2 separate regions of the Homo sapiens genome follow, and region 2 is linked to region 1. The links are chromatin loops, found by intact Hi-C in ENCODE. Cell type or tissue: psoas muscle. All regions are shown on one strand. Links, peaks and the distances in the headings refer to the core of each region. The heading gives the core; the rest is flanking DNA.

Evidence for each region. Peaks named below come from ENCODE experiments on the same cell type or tissue, not always from the same donor. Only the 100,000 strongest peaks of a DNase experiment are listed, where the experiment ranks them.
Region 2: it touches region 1 in a loop (3-fold over the local background); 4 of 110 quality-filtered maps call a loop at or near these places.

The regions. Positions count from the first base shown.
Region 1 is chr18:79,503,802-79,511,801 of GRCh38, reverse strand. All of the region lies in intron 9 of NFATC1 (nuclear factor of activated T cells 1), which reads right to left. Among named protein-coding and RNA genes, the nearest start is that of NFATC1, 110 kb to the right of the region's middle. RefSeq lists enhancers at 2,356-2,405, 2,476-2,565, 5,374-5,653. In psoas muscle, for the core only: no CTCF peak of the experiment used is centred there; DNase peaks (open chromatin) are centred at 3,901, 4,161, 4,571, 5,291 and 2 weaker places; H3K4me3 peaks cover 2,221 bases; H3K27ac peaks cover 2,947 bases.
Region 2 is chr18:79,562,712-79,571,841 of GRCh38, reverse strand. No RefSeq gene overlaps it. Among named protein-coding and RNA genes, the nearest start is that of CTDP1-DT, 110 kb to the left of the region's middle. RefSeq lists enhancers at 456-1,011, 1,012-1,568, 427-1,626. In psoas muscle, for the core only: no CTCF peak of the experiment used is centred there; a DNase peak (open chromatin) is centred at 3,921; H3K4me3 peaks cover 724 bases; H3K27ac peaks cover 990 bases.

The DNA of each region.
Region 1 (8,000 bases), core at 1-8,000:
AGCTTCAGCAGCTCTCCTCGGGCCAGCTCAGTGCCTCACCGGCTGGCCCCCCACTGAGAGCCTCGAAACCACGCAGGCAGCTCCCCATGCTGCAGCCAGGGGAGCACCTCTGGGAGGGAAATCCAGGCCCTGACTGCCTCAGGAGCTCAGGGGCGCAGACGTGTCCTGGCGGGAGGCACAGCCCCTCTTGAACCTGCCCTCCACCCCTCCACAGCTCAGGCTACGTACATCCTGGGCACGGCGAGGCTTCCCTCCACGGCCGCCACTGTGCCATGGCCCTGGTGCCCTCACAGCCATTACCTGTGCCGCCCTCCCCTGGCTTAACGGAAGCCACCGTGGAGTCACTGCTGTCTGTGTTAGCAGCACTGACCCCCGGCAGAACCTGCTGTTTGCAAAGAATAGAAAAGTCACGGAGGTACGGAGACAACGCACCATGACCCATCGTGTGGCGAGGTGCTGGCCAAACTCCCAACGCGGAAGCAGCGGGGAGGGGGGAGGCAGAGTCGGGCCTTGTAATCTTCAGGACATATTGACCCCGGAGTGAAAAAAACACCCCAAGATTGAATTTCTGTATTGATTATCCAATTATTAATCTTGTGGAGGCTATTCCAACACTGCACATAATGAGCAATTCATCACAGCGAGCCGGGTGCCACGGAGCGGTGCGGCAGGAAGGCCATTAGGTTCCTGTAATTGCCGTTGGTGGACTCTCGTTAGCTCTAAATCGAATCAGCGGGGCTGGCCCAGGGCACCCTGACAGACACCGCGGGCCCACGCCAGGCCTCGCCAGCGACCACTCCCAGCCTGGCTGGGAACACGACACTTCCACCGCAGCGACAAGACCGGCGAACGATGCCCCGGAGCAGGATGCCCCGGCGGAGGAGCCCCCGGTGGAGGATGTCCCGGCGGAGGATGCCCCGGCGGAAGATGCCCCGGCAGAGGATGCCCCGGCAGAGGATGCCCCGGCAGAGGATGCCCCGGCAGAGGAGCCCCGTGGAGGGGATGCCGGGGTCTGTGCCCAGGGCCACACAGGGCAGGGACGCCTCCGCAGGAAGGACCTGGGTGCCCCCACACCCTGTCTTCTAGAAGAAATTCTATCAACCGACCGCTCCCAAACCCAGCAGACTTGGAAACCGAGCCTGGCAACTGGGAATGCATCTCATCCTCAGGGTTTCAAACCTCATGACACTGCGTTTCCCACATAAACAGAAAAGACCGCTGAAATAAAAGAGAGACAGGCCCATCCCTGTTCCTCCGAAAAGTTTTTTGACCTCTAAGCCCCTCAAATCCAAACGCAAGAGCCCTCCACCACGCCTGTGGCAACCACGCAGGTGCCATCAGGTAGGGCCGCATTCATCTCACCTGGAATTGTGATTTAAACGTGAATTATTTAACTTCTCGCTTCAACTGTTCTCCCTCTCCCTACTCCGATTTTCTGAGGGCTCAGGGATCTGATCCCCATATGTGGTTTTTTTTTAGCCCTAAAGTAATTCCTAAATACTCACTCATTCTATGTCATCTTTTGAAAGTGGAATCCGTCCCATCCCTGAGTTTCCGCACGGGGGCATGACCCAGCGAACCTCACCACGGCTGCGGCTCCCATCAGGTGACCCTGAAGTGACGGCCCGGGAACCTGCTCGCTGTCCTGTCTGAATTTCCTCCTTGGGGGGGGCTATGAGTTATCTGGAAAACTAAGCACTAATTTCTTCTGTTTTCCTAAATTTGGTTTCTGAAGAAGCCTTAAAATATGTCTTCAGAAGAAAGATTGACCGTGGAGACACAGGCTCTTTCGAGATGTCTGTTCACAATAAAGGACCAAAGATCAACGAGGCTTTATGGCTGCACCAAGAGTGGTTAACTTTAAATGGAAGCAGCCTGTGAGCTCAGTGTGGTACCTGGCGCCGAGGACACTTTCCGATAAGTCTTGGTCCATTTCCAAACACCGAGGTGAGGTCAGCCCAGAGAAAGTGGGAGGGCTTTCTGAGCAGGAGCAGAAGCTGGGATTGGAGCTCAGAGCTCCCCAGCTTCGCGTTCCCTCCCTGGTCCGTGAGCTGACAGTTGTCACAGCCTCCTGCTCAGGTGTCATGGGTGTTCAGCTCAGACTGTGCCGGCACCTTCCAGAACCTTCTGTAACTTTAGCAGGTCCAGATCTAATGGAGATCACTGACCTAATCAAAGTGGTCAAAACTGCTTAAAAGAAACCCAGGTCTCTTTGAGACCCTCCTGGGAGCAGGGGTGCCCCTCTAGGCAGGGGAGCATTGCATGTGAGGCCCACGGCATGGCACTGCGCGGGCGTCTGAGGAAACATCACCGGGCCGGCATCTGCGTGCTCTCCTCTCCTCCCACGCCCTCTGCATGGCCAACCCCCTCGCCGCCCACTGTCCACATCCCAGGCCCAGCTCCTCCTACAGTGAAGGGGGACCTGGGGGAGTGGCTGGGCCCCAGCTGAGCTGGCAGCCCAGGGTGGGTGGCGGTGAGTTCCGGCTGGTGGAGAGCTGGCGTCCGGCAGGCGCGGTGGACATCTGCATATGTGGGTGCCAAAGCTCCGCCTTGAAGGCAGCTAGAGACAGGTGCAGAAAAGGGGAACAGGAAGTGGACGGCGGGGAAAGGACACGGGCCACGCCACTGCACAGGGGCCAGCACGTCCCTCTCCCCGGAGCCCACACACCTCTGCGGAGGCTGCAACACTGCCCAGCAATGGCGTTTCCTTCCATGCGGGTCTCTCCAATGCTCTAGTTCTCCGCTTTCTCCGTACAGGACACTGCAAGAAGCACAGACACCTGGCACGGCAGTGGAGACCGACAACCCTGTCCACTCCAGCAGAGAAAAGGAGCTGAAAAGAACCAGACATCACAGTGAACACAGCAACAAAAGAAAAGGCCGCCATGAGAGAGAAAGGGAGGGAGGGAGGGACGGAGAGAGAGACAGAGAGGCAGAGACAGAGGGAGAGAGATAAGAGAGACAGAGACACACGGAGGGAGATGGAGAGAGAGAGAGATGGACGGAGAGATGGAGAGAGGGACAGAGAAACAGAGCGAGGAAGGGAGGGAGACGGAGAGAGATGGATGGAGAGAGGGACAGAGATTCAGAGACGGAGGGAGACAAAGAGGCAGAGACAGGGAGGAAGGGAGACAGAGAGACAGACTGAGAAAGAGACAGACCGAGAGACAGAGACAGAGAGAGGGATAGAGATACAGAGAAAGACCGAGAGAGAGGGGAGGGAGTTCAGACCCTCCGTGCGTTTATGAGCCTTCGAGCACATTTTTGAGGGGCAGTCAGACTAGTGCTTTCAATTTTTCTTTTAATCCAGCATAAACACCTAATTAACAGATAGGCTCTGACAAACATTTCTGAGCTCTTTTCTTAAATTAAAACACATAAAAAACACCTGCCCATGCGCCCCCTCACCCAACCCTCACACGCACGCCGCTGCCCTGTGGCTGCTGGTCAGGCCGAGCGAACTGCCAGGTGACGACGCTTCCTCCTGCCCGGCACCCTCTGTCCGTCCATCCCTCCCTCCAGCCAGGTGACCAGGCTTCCTCCCACCAGGCGCCCTCCGTCCGTCCGTCCCTCCCTCCCTCCACCTTTTTTCTCCAGCCTTCTGCCAAGAGGAAATAACTCAGCTGCACTGGGAGTCTGGGAATCCCAGAAAACAATCTGAAATCCACAAAAATAATTGAAGTTCACTTTTACTGAGCTGTTCAGTTCCATTCTGATTTTTATTACAATGTCAACAAGAGTTTAATTTGTTTTAAAGTTTGGGTTCTTAAATCTGAGTGATATACGGTAGTTTACAGCCCGCTGGCAGCAGCTACTGTGGAAAAGGGAAAGTACATAACAGGGATCCTCCGCCTGACGCGGCGACTGCGGCTGCGGGGAGCCCGGCCAGAGCGACGGCCCCCAGCTTCCCGCGGGACGGTGGCCACGTGACGGACGTGTTTCCCTCCACAGCCAGCTCCTCCGAAAGCTCCCAAAACCTAACTTCTCACGTAAAAGCACTGCGGATGCGAATGCGCTCACTAACGTTTACTATTTCAGAGGGCGAGGGAGAAGGTTTTTCTTTACTGACTCGTGAGGCTTCTTGCAACACATCACGGGTGGGGGTGCAGAAGCCTGGTGTCCTTTCTAGGGCTCCGGGGGACGTGCGTCAGGAACCCACACATTTGTCCCCTGGCCCAGGGCTCGTCTGTGCGCCTGCTGAGACACTGCCAGGGAGGACATCTGGGCCCATCGGTGCCAGCTGAACAGACACTGGGCTGAACTGCAAACCCATCCACTTGAGGGGTGAGGTCTTCATGGTGCTGCCCCGGAGGGCAGGGGCTCCCTTGGCAGAGGCTGCGCCAGCCAGCGCTGCACACCGTCAGCCCCATGTCTGTGGGGAGCCACAGCCTGCCGGCCACGCCTGCCTGATTTACGCGGCCGCTCGCATGGCTCCACCGGCCCCGGCACAGCCCTCTAACCCGCAGTCCAGGCTGCTGTGCCTTCTCCCTCCCTGCCACCAGCTCTGAGTGCAGCCTCGGGAACTGAGCTGCTGCCAAGGGCTGGGAGCCGTGCGGTTTCCAGGCCCTACTTCCTGCCATATCTAAAATAACAGCAGCTGGGAGGGCCTGATAGGGCCTGTCTGGGGCGAAGACTTCACCTCTGGGGTGGGACGCGGGCCAGGGGCTGATAACCCCCTCCCCGCAGTGCCTGGCGACAGCGTCCTGCTCCATCAGCTCCGTTTCGGAACAAAGAGAGCCCAGCCACAGCTCTGGGGTGATAACTAGGGGAGGGCTGGCCCGGCCGCTGGGTCCATTGTCCCAGTATCAGGCTTTGATTATGGGTCCGGGGCCTGGTGGGCGGATCTTTGGAAGGGGATACACTTTCTTTGTCCCTTACTGTGTGTGAGTGTCCACACTGTAATCTGGAAGGAAGGAAGAACCCTGTTTCAGAATTAAACTGAAAAGGATCAAGAGATTCTCAAAATTCCACACCCAGACCTCCAGTAATGCAACACAGAACCACCCAGAAGCCAGGCAGGAAGTGGCTGAGAAGTTCATGCTCCCGTCTGTGTTTCTAAAGAGATTTCTTAATTAAGCAACACAATAAGTAACTGGGAAGCACACACATTTTTATTCCCTACGAGAAATTCTGTCATGAACACTGTCATTTAAAAATAGAGCTAGACTCCTCCTAACACTCCCTACAGGACATGGTCCAGGGACCGTGTGTTGGACGTGATGGCTTCAAGCCCAATTCCCCCAGCACTGAGCATCTTCAGAGGCCAATGAACCACGTTATGAAACCACACTCAGCTCTCAGGCCCTGTGAAGAGAGGCTCCAAGGGCTGTGTGGAGGGCAGACGGACCCACACCCCTGGGGAGGGCATATCAGAGCAGGTGCCGGGCCAGCACAGAGGGTCCCTGGGAGAGGCCTGGTCACCGGAGGTGGGAAGATGGGGGGACAAGGCGCACAGTCCCAGTGTCTTTGCTGGGGAAGCTCAGGAGCATCTGTCCACGGAGGGAGGGGCTGACACGCAGGTGCCCACAGCCGCTGCTCGGCCGAGACCACTGTTCCTCTCCACACTGCGGCTGAGGAGGCAACTGAAACCACGCCACAGGCTCAGACCCCACGGCGAACCGCTCTTTATAAGGAGTCCTTTTTCTTGCATTAACAAAATGCTCAAAACTCAGTTGAAGAAAAGTAAAAAGCACGTGGCATTGCTAGGGTCTCCCAGCCCCTCCCTAAACACACAGCATTCTACGGAGGCACGTTTCACACAGGTAATGCACCCTTGAGAAGGGCACAAAATTCAGTGATTTTTGGTAAAGGTGCCCAGTTGTGCCACCATCACTGCAGGTGTCAGAACACTTCCATCACCCAAGGGGCTCGTCCACCACCTCTTCCCACAAAGCGGTCTCCTGCCTCTTCCCTCATCCAAGGGCCTCCAGCACCACCTCCTCCCACGCAGCAGTCTCCTGCCTCTTCCCTCACCCAAGGGCCTCCAGCACCACCTCCTCCCACACAGCAGTCTCCTGCCTCTTCCCTCACCCAAGGGTCTCATCCACCACCTCCTCCCACACAGCAGTCTCCTGCCTCTTCCCTCACCCAAGGGCCTCCAGCACCACCTCCTCCCACACAGCAGTCTCCTGCCTCTTCCATCACCCAAGGGTCTCGTCCACCACCTCCTCCCACGCAGCAGTCTCCTGCCTCTTCCATCACCCAAGGGTCTCATCCACCACCTCCTCCCACACAGCAGTCTCCTGCCTCTTCCCTCACCCAAGGGCCTCCAGCACCACCTCCTCCCACACAGCAGTCTCCTGCCTCTTCCATCACCCAAGGGCCTCCAGCATCACCTCCTCCCACGCAGCAGTCTCCTGCCTCTTCTCTCACCCAAGGGCCTCCAGCACCACCTCCTCCCACGCAGCAGTCTCCTGCCTCTTCCATCACCCAAGGGCCTCCAGCATCACCTCCTCCCACGCAGCAGTCTCCTGCCTCTTCCCTCACCCAAGGGCCTCCAGCACCACCTCCTCCCACGCAGCAGTCTCCTGCCTCTTCCATCACCCAAGGGTCTCATCCACCACCTCCTCCCACACAGCAGTCTCCTGCCTCTTCCCTCACCCAAGGGCCTCCAGCACCACCTCCTCCCACGCAGCAGTCTCCTGCCTCTTCCCTCACCCAAGGGCCTCCAGCACCACCTCCTCCCACGCAGCAGTCTCCTGCCTCTTCCATCACCCAAGGGCCTCCAGCATCACCTCCTCCCACGCAGCAGTCTCCTGCCTCTTCCCTCACCCAAGGGCCTCCAGCACCACCTCCTCCCACGCAGCAGTCTCCTGCCTCTTCCATCACCCAAGGGTCTCATCCACCACCTCCTCCCACACAGCAGTCTCCTGCCTCTTCCCTCACCCAAGGGCCTCCAGCACCACCTCCTCCCACGCAGCAGTCTCCTGCCTCTTCCCTCACCCAAGGGCCTCCAGCACCACCTCCTCCCACACAGCAGTCTCCTGCCTCTTCCCTCACCCAAGGGCCTCCAGCACCACCTCCTCCCACGCAGCAGTCTCCTGTCTCCAGAGCTGCGCCTTTTGTGGATGTCTTGCAGGCAAGCCTCACTTCACTGTGCTTCAGACACTGCTTTTCACAAAGGGGAGGTCTTTGGCAACCCTGCACCAGGCATGTCTGTGGGCACCACGTTTCCAACAGCAGGTGCCCACTTCATATCTCTGTGTCACGTTTCAATAATGCTCATGATGTTCCAAGCTTTCTCATTGCTATCATATCTGCTGCGGAGATCTGTGATCTTTGGGGTTACTGTTGTCATTGTTTTGGGGTGCCACGAACTGTGCCCATCTAAGATGAAGTGAATGGATAAGAGCTGGGTGCGTCCTGACTGCTCCACTGACCAGCCATTCTCTATCTCTCTCCCTGGGCTCAGGCCTCCCTATTCCCTGAGACACAACCATACTGACATTAGGCCAATTAAGAACCCTACGACAGCCTCCAAGTTTTCAAGTAAAAGTTCAAGGGCAAGGAAAGGTCACACGTCTCTCACTTCAAAACTAGGAATGATTAAATTTGGTGAGGAACACCCGTCGAAAGCCGAGACAGGCTGACAGCTCAGCCTCCCGCGCCAGTCCAACTGTGAATGCAGCGGAAAACTCTAGACAGACAGAAGTGAAAACCGCTGCCCTAGTGAACAACACCGATGATAAGAGGGCGGAACAGCCTTATTGCTGATACAGAGAAAGTCCGAGTGATCTGGACAGAAGATTGAACCAGCCACAACACTCCCTTAAGCCAAAGCCTAATCCAGACCAAGACCCTCGCTCTCTCTGTCCTACGAAGGCTGAGAGATGAGGAAGCTGCAGAAAAAAAAGTTTGAAGCCAGCAGAGGCTAGTTCATGAGGTTGAAGGAAAGAAGCCATCTCCATACCATAAAAGCAAAGATGAAGCAGCAAGTGCTGATGGGGAAGCTGCAGCAAGTTCTCCAGGAGATCTGGCTGAGACCATTGGTGAAGGTGGCC
Region 2 (9,130 bases), core at 479-8,478, 60 kb before region 1:
TGGTAAAGGAAACACACATGCCCCACAGATCCCTGACAGGGCAGCTCCTGGAGCTCCATCACTATTTGGGGAGGAATCTGAACAGAGCGTCCTCTGCACGCACACCCGCCTCGCTTGGCCTTTCCTCCCCAGGTCCCGGAGCCTCCTCCCGAAGTGGCCACCAGCCACCCTGTGGCTTGGGGACGACCTCTTCACTGGGAGTTGCCACTTCCCCTCTTCCTTCGGCCAGAGATGCCTCTCTCCTTCCATTCAGGTAAACGTAGGTTCGACTCCGGCTGCGGAATCCCTGGCATCCCTGCCTGGTGAGGGGTGGCAGGAAGCACCACCCCCACTTCTGCCTCGGGGTCGGGGCCCTGTAGTGGATCCTGAGCCCCCATCACAAGGCAGCCCTCCCCGTAGAGAGGGAGGATGGCAGACCCCCTCCTCCCCAACCTGAGGCCCCTCTCCAGAGCTCCCTGGGAAGGCACCGGCGTCTCAGGTCCCTCTCAGCGCGAGGCAGCCTGGGAAGGCGCCGGCGTCTCAGGTCCCTCTCAGCGGGGAGCAGCCTGGGAAGGCGACGGCGTCTCAGGTCCCTCTCAGCGTGGGGCAGTCCCAGCTCCACGCGAAGCCCCCGCTCCCTGCACTCAAATTTGCCTCTGGGTTTCCCTGAGGGGGCCGGGAAGAATTGGAAGGTGTTGGGTCTGAATTCAGTCAGAGCTGGAAACCAAAAGAGAAGCAAAAAGTGATAAAAGAAGAAGAAAGACAGGTGCCCGCTAGGGTGAAGTCAGTGGGGAGGGCCGGGCTGACTCATGAAGAATTCAGGGAGGGCTCTGGTTGAGTCATGATTGGGGCCCTCAAAATTCTGTGTTCAGTTTTGTTGAAACCACTCCTAATGATCATCTTGAGAGAAATGAAAAAGTCAAGAATTGGGCTGATGGCCAGATGGTGTTTCTGAAATAAAGATCACATCTCTCAAGTGTCAAACTACACCGCCAGACGACAAACCGTGGGATGACTAATTCCTGTCTCTCTTCCAGGGCCCCTGCCGTGGCTACAAGCGCATGCCAGCGGGATGCCCTCGCCCCGACCCCGTGTGAGCTCCGCAGCTGCTTGCCCTGGATGAGGGGGTCTTCCCGTCGCCCTCTGTGGTGGTTGGATGTTTGGTGGATGTCTACTAAGGCCTCTAAGAAGTCGGCTCTCAAGCAGGAGAGGAAAGCGTCCCCATCCTCACCCACCCTGCTTGCTGGAGGGATATGGAAAATGAAACCCTACCTATCCACGTTCGTCCCTCTTAATTCTGTGACCATGATAGCTTGAGTTGCCACCCTGCATACATAAGTACTGAAAGGCGAGACGGTAAACTCAACTGTGGCTCCCAGAAGCTGTTATAAACGATGAACGCTGAGCCTCTTGCTAGTGTAAACATCTTTGAGAAACAGCTCTGAGGGGTGTGTGTAGCGAAGGTCTGGGGCAACCTCGGCCCCGCCTTCAGTTTCACTCATTTCTGTGGGCTTCCATCAGCCTATCTTCTGCAGGCCTGGCTTTTTCTCATATAGTTCAGTCCAATTTGCTTCATCTTGATAACTCACCCCAGTCACCACCACTGGAGAGATTTTTCAGACACTCCACAAAAAAATAAAAATAAAAAAAAAGCACCAGTTCCATAGATCACTCACCGGGACTATAAAGGTGAGAGTGCTGTCCCACTGTACTCAGATGGTGAAGGTGAGAGCACTGTCACACTGTACTGAGACGGTGAAGGTGAGGGTATGTCCTGCTGTACTGAGACGGTGAAGGTGAGGGCATGTCCTGCTGTGCTGAGACGGTGAAGGTGAGGGCATGTTCTGCTGTACTGAGACGGTGAAGGTGAGGGCGTGTTTGGCTGTACTGAGACGGTGAAGGTGAGGGCGTGGACCGCTATACTGAGACAGTGAAGGTGAGAGTGTGTCCTGCTGTACTGAGACGGTGAAGGTGAGGGCGTGTCCTGCTGCACTCAGACGGTGAAGGTGATGGCGTGTCCCGCTGCGCTGAGACGGTGAAGGTGAGAGTGTGTCCTGCTGTACTGAGACGGTAAAGGTGAGGGCGTGTCTTGCTGTACCCAGATGGTGAAGGTGAGAGCGTGTCCTGTTGTACTGAGACAGTGAAGGTGAGAGCATGTACTACTGGACTCAGACACCATGTTATCTAAATCTGCTGAGCACCGTAGCGAAACCTCACCTCAGCTGTTGATGTATTTCCCTTCTGGCTTCAGAAAGAACGGTGTTCTTCCAATGTGTTTTTAAAACATGGAACACAATATTCTTCACCCTCAGCAGGATTTAGAAAGAATTATCTAGTTACCCAAAGATCAGAATAAGCAGGTTCTGTAGGAACAAGTGCTTCTTTTTCCAGGATCCTGGGGTGGAAAATTCATGCGTGTTTCCCACTTGATGTTCTGATGCCCATGTGGTCAAAGTGTACTTGAGGACGCCAGGTGAGGTTTATGGCAAATCTGAGGAAGAGACCGTGGCCAGGTAGTGTGGCGCATACCCCAGCTTAGTGACCTGAGGAGGTCGTGAGTGCTCCCGCCAGGAGCCTCTGGTTTCTAAAAGGAGCTCCTGAGTTTCTGTTTGTCTGTCCTGCACCACCTTTTTGCATTGATTAACTTTGCTGTTGGTCTGGATCTCCATCTGTTAATTATTGAAGAGGCACTTATTGGTTTTTTTCTGACACCCAATTCGATTTTCCACATTTAGGACACTTCGCAGTTCCATGCTGAGAAAAAAAATGTTAGCATAAGGAGCAGCTTTAAGGTCCAAATCTCAGCTGATGGCGCTCAGCGTTGCACGTGATTTCCAATCTTATCAGGAGCCTGGCAGGAGCATGGCTGCAGCTGCTGCCAGGTCCTTGAGCAATGTTTAGGTGCCACAGGTAACAGCCACGCAGGTGGAGCAGAAAACAAAGCCGTGGACAGGGTTGCTTTCCAAGATGCATGGAATGCAAGAATGTTCTGGGACCTGTGTAAGAAATCTTTGCTTGCCCTAAGCTCACGGGAAGAGTGGTGAGCCAGTGAGGGCACACAGGTCGGACCACCTGCAGAGAAAGAATCACCAATAACCAGCGCTTCCAAGGTGGCTGCGTCCACTGAGGCTTCTGTCCACAATGGGCTGTTTGCCCTGCACCCCCTCTGACACTGGCCCCGTCAGTCCTCTGGGCTTCAAGCCTTCTGTGGGGGGATGATGGCATCTCGTGGTTGTCCTCCTGATGAATGGTGACACTGAGCACCTTTCCAATGTGGACTGACCATTTGGATATCCTCATCTGTGAAACTCCTGTGCCAGTATTCTGCCCATTAAAAAAATAGAGCTGTTAGCATGTTTCTTATGGATATGTAAGTGTTCTTTATATATATTCTGGTTATTTGTTGGCTGCATGGACCACCAATCTCTGAGTCTGACTTGCCTCTTCTTTTTGGAATGATGTCTTTCGATGAACAAAAGTTTATCATTTTAACGAAGTCAAATGAGATTAACCTTTTCCTGTATGGCTTGGATTTTCTGTGTCCTATTTGACTGCCCTGAGCAAGCTTTGCCTGCCCTGAGCTCGTGGAGATGTCCTGTTCTTTCTCTTTATTCTTTTATGCTTCACTTTAGGGCCAGAATCCACCCAGGCCACACTTCTTCTTCCCTGTCTCTTCCCTTAGACAAATGGAGGAGACGGACAGCGGAGAAGTGGAGGGAGCTGGGGGGAAACTCAGAGCCCAGAAGCCGGAGCTCAGGGAAACCACGTCTTCTGTGTTGACTTCGCCATCTCAGGGGGAAAGGAAGATTCACACAGACTTGCCCGCTCCCCTTGGCTGACTTTAGGTCAGGAAATAGCATGTTCACTTCGGTATGTGGGTGACATCATCAGCATGGCCACTGAAACAGGAGGTGAGGCTGCAGACGGGCTGGGATCCGCCTTGGCGAGCAGAGGCCTGCGCCTCCCTCCTCCACGTCCCCAACACCCCAGATCCGTGACATCCGACACCGAGCAGCTCACATCGCAAAGGAAACACAGCCAGCCCTGCCGAGAGCTGCCTTTCAAAGTAGAAAAAAATCCCCGGAGCAAATGTGTGCACAGGCCCTGCATTTAGAAAGAGGCGGCTTAGCCAGACATAGCTGGAACAAACATATAAAAAACATCTGTGCCAGGAAGCCACTCGCCAGCCCCGCAGACTGGGGGCCCCCACGGTGCCCTTGAGGGGCAGCAATGGCCCCGCCGCGTGGAGCCCCCCGCAGCAGCACCACCAGCCGCCAGCAACAGCTTTGGGCTTTCCTGCTCCTCACTGAAAATGGGCCACAGGCTCCGGGACAGACCACCTGCAGCCAGCACCCCCTGACCAGGGGCGGCACCAGCGAGACCCAGACAGACGGACCAGCAATGCCTTTCCACTTCTTCTCATCCTAATGTCAGTTTTCTTTCTGGTCCTAAAAGTAACGTGATCCATTGGAGACAAGTTGGAAAATGCAATGCAAATATATAAAGAATATGCTACCAGTCACCCACAACTCCAGGCCTAAGACGTGGCTGCATTTTGGTGTGTTGTAATCCTGTCTCACACCTTAGTCTCGTCACAACAAAGGAAGCGTTTCAGGGACACAAAAGCCTTTACAGAATGAGGGCAGATCCCACAGCCTGAGGCCAGAGGGACGAGGATGAGGCCGGGCTTGGCGCCGGCCAGGGGTGGGTGCCCGGGCACCGAGGCGAGTCACTGACACCGTGCAGTTCGGTGGGGCCTGGGGAAAGGTACAGCAGGAGGATTGTGGGGTGGGGACAGAAGAAGAGAGTCCTCTGGGATGGGGTGATGGGGACACAGTGGGTTTCACGACCCGTGCGAGAGAGGCCGGGAAGAGGCGGAAATGAGGACGGGCCCTCGGGTCAGTGCTGCCGCAGCCTCCTCAGAGAAGCAGCTTCCAGGCTGCAACGACTTAGACCTGTTTGTGAAACAGCTGGTTGTGAAATCAATTTAATGAGTCCTAACGAGCATTTTCAAAAAGGAGCAGAGCAGCATGGAAGCACCTATTTCTATGACCATAATGGAAGTCGTGATTTCTATCAGGGAATCACTCATCAGAGGGAGTGCTGTTTCACAAACTCTTATTTCACTTCTGCGTGTACGTGCTGGTTGTGATGTACAATGTGCCTCTTATTGTGGGTCTCAGTTTAAAAAAAGTTGCAAAGCCCTGGCTTAGAAGAAGAAAGAATTCAGAGGCCACATGTGACGACAGTTTAAGCTTCTGTAGATGAGAAAGGGACGGGGCACTCTTGGAAGCAAGGATAGTCCAGGCGGTGGGGCACGCGGATGCGAGGCTGACGGATCTCACACAAACGCACAGGGCACGCTGAGTTAGTCCCCTCGGAGCTCCTCTGATGTAGCCACGGTCCCTCCAGAACCTGCTGCGGCTAAGCCCCATCCGTCTCTGCGGTGGTCCCTCGCTACGTCCCACTTTCTCTTGTTCCTCCTCCTTTCCCCAAGTGACTTCTCCGGAAATGACTCTTAGAACAAGCCCAGAAATGAGCTCCAGTAAAGACCCAAAGGAACAAGAAGGCAGGCGTGCACACGACCCGGGACCCTCACCTCAAAGGAACAGGAAGGCAGGCGTGCACACGACTTGTGACCCTTCACGCGGCCCCCCGCCGTGTCAGCTTCAGTCGCACACCTGTGTCACAGCATGTTCACAGCAAAAACAAGGCATTTTACCTTTTCATAATATGGTCAGAAGTGGAGACTCTTTCCTTTCTCCTTTCAAGACGCTGAGCCACCCAAATTCCTTTTATATCCGTGATTAATAAAGGCATTGGCCAGGCGCAGTGGCTCACGCCTGTAATCCCAGCACTTTGGGAGGCCCAGGCGGGTGGATCACCTCAGGTCAAGAGTTCGAGACCAGGCTGGCCAACATGGCGAAACCCTGTATCTACTAAAATAAAAATAAAAAAATAAAAAAATTAGCCGGGCGTGGTGGCAGGCACCTGTAGTCCCAGCTACTTGGGAGACTGAAGCTGGAGAATTGCTTGAACCTGGGAGGGGGAGGTTGCAGTGAACCGAGATTGCACCACTGCACTCCGGCCTGGGCAACGGAGCAAGACCATCTCAAAACAAATAAATAAATAAATAAATAATGGCATCTCCCTGTCTACTTTTACATTTGTATTTTTGTACACCCCCACCCCGCCCCCCACCACACACACAAATCAGCATGGGTTGTTGTAGGGATTTACTTTAGGAAGGAAGATATGGGTAAATTGGAACCAAGAACACTTGTTTCCAGAAGACGACTTCTGGACCAGAGCAGTGGCCAAGGAATGAAAACATAATTGCATCATGTCCTCCAAGCTTCCTCGGAGGCTGGAAGGAGTCAGACCAGAAGTGCAACCACCGTGAATTGGGACATGTTGTGTATTCATACATGTACAAATTTTTGAATGTGAAGTTGCTTGCAACTAAACTTTTTTCCTAAGTGTACTGTACGTAGTTTTGATGAAGATAACATATATTTGCACAAAAATTTTCAGACACATTAAATTACTAATTGTTTTTGTAAGTCTCTCTGGAAGCAGTGCATGGATTGCATCCTGGTGCAGACTGCTGGGGATTCATTGTTTTTACTTAAAGACCTTCCTCCTGCACTTGCTGTTCCCTTGCCTGGAGTGCTCTATTTTCATTTTCTTTCTTTTGAATTTTATGTTTTTTTTTTTTTATTTTTTGCAAGCTCCCTGTAGCTAGACAAAGTCTGGCATGGAGTAAGCATTGAAGGTGTAACCCATGATGAGGGGTTTGGATTTATTTATGGAACTGGCTCACATTTTTAAAAATATGATAACCAATGAGTTGAAGATTACATTGTTGGTGTTGGCAGAAGAAAGTATGTATGCCAACAATGTGGGCACACTGTTAGTGTGGTAATTCAATGCCTAAGAATCTAATATGGAGTAATCCAAATATGAACAAGTGTGTACATATATTTACTGATGTATTGTTTTAGTAGCATAATTTGGAAAAAGCTAAAATATCCAACAATAGCAAAGCAATTAAATAAATTTAAGAACTCAATAGAATATAATTGTATCAGTCCGAGTTCTCCACACAAATAGAACCAGCAGGATATATGCAAATATAAACACACACATATGCAAATGTAAACACACACGCAAATATAAACACACACATATGCAAATATAAACACACACACCCAAATATAAACACATACACATACTCAAATGTAAACACACACACGCAAATAGAAACACACATGCAAATGTAAACACATACACATATGCAAATGTAAACACATACACAAATATAAACACACATGCAAATATAAACACGCAAATATAAACTCATACACATACACAAATATAAACATGTACACACATACGCAAATATGAACACACGCAAATGTAAACACATACACATATGCAAACGTAAACACATAGACACACAAATATAAACACACACACAGGCAAATATAAACATACACGCAACTATAAACACATGCAAATATAAGCACATACACATACGCAAATGTAAACACATACACATATGCAAATATAAACACTCAAATATAAACACTCAAGTATAAACACACATACGCAAATATAAAACACATGCAAATGTAAACACATATGCAAATCTAAACACACATATGCAAATATAAACACACACGCAAATATAAACACATACACACAAATATAAACACATACGCAAATGTAAACATACACACAAATATGCAAATATAAACACATACACAAATATAAACACATGCAAATATAAACTCATACACATACACAAATATAAACATACACATGCAAATATAACACGCAAATATAAACACATACATATGCAAATATAAACACACACACAAATATAAACACACGCAAATATAAACACATATGCAAATATAAACACACACGCAAATGTAAACACACACAAATATAAACACACATACGCAAATATAAACACGCACACATACACAAATATAAACATATACACATACACAAATATAAACACACACACATACACAAACATGAGAGAGAGGGAGAGAAACCTATTCTAGGGAATTGGACCGTGCAACTCTGGGGACTGGAAACTAAAACAAAATCCACAGGGCAGGCCAGTGGGCTGAACAGTTGGACTAGATTTCTGTGGTGTAGTCTTGAGGCAGAATTCCCTCTTCGTCAGTAAATCTGTCTTTACTCTTAAAGGATTCAACTGATTGAATAAGAGTAATCCACATTGCAGAGGGTAATTTGCTTTACTTAAAGTCAACTGACGGCGAATTTTAATAACGTATTTTAAAACTTTCACATCTAGATCAGTATTTGACCAAGCAACTGAACACCACAGTTCAGCCAAATTGACAAATACAACTGACCATCACAATAATGTTGCCATTTAAAGAAATGGTTAAGGGGGTTATGTAATCATGTGAGAGGAAAATGCTTAGATATTTAGAAAAAAAGCAGAACACAAAACTCCAGTGGATCTTGGTTATGGCAAGGTTAAAAATGTGTAAGACAAAAGGCAGAAATAAGAACACCAAATGCTGATTATGAGGTAGAGTGGTGAGATTAGGTGTGATATTTTCCTCACATGCCTAGAAGTTTTATAATGTTGCTATAATTTTTATCATGGAAAAATAAAATTCTGGCCATGTACAGTGGCTCATGCCTATAATCCTAGCACTTCAGGAAGCAGAGGTGGGAGGATTGCTTGAGCCCTGGAATTCAAGGCCAGCCTGGGCAACATAGTGGGACCCTATCTCTACAAAAATCTGAAAAAAAAAAAAAAAAAAAACACACACACACACACACACACACACACATTATCTAGGCCTGGTAGCATGTGCCTGTAATTCTAGCCCTTTGAGAGGCTGAGGCAGGAGGATAACTTGAGCCCAAGAGGCTGAGGCTGCAGTGAGCTATGACTGAGCCACTGCACTGCAGCCTGGGCAACAGAGTGAGACCCTGTCTTAAATAAAAACAAACAAACAAACAAAAAACAGAAAAAAGGAAACAATAGGCAATTCTTCTTCAATGATTATTTTTATAATAAAAAATTCATAGAAAAATCTTCCTTAATGATTGACTTATTTAAAATGACAAGACGACTTGGTGACACTTGATGATAAAT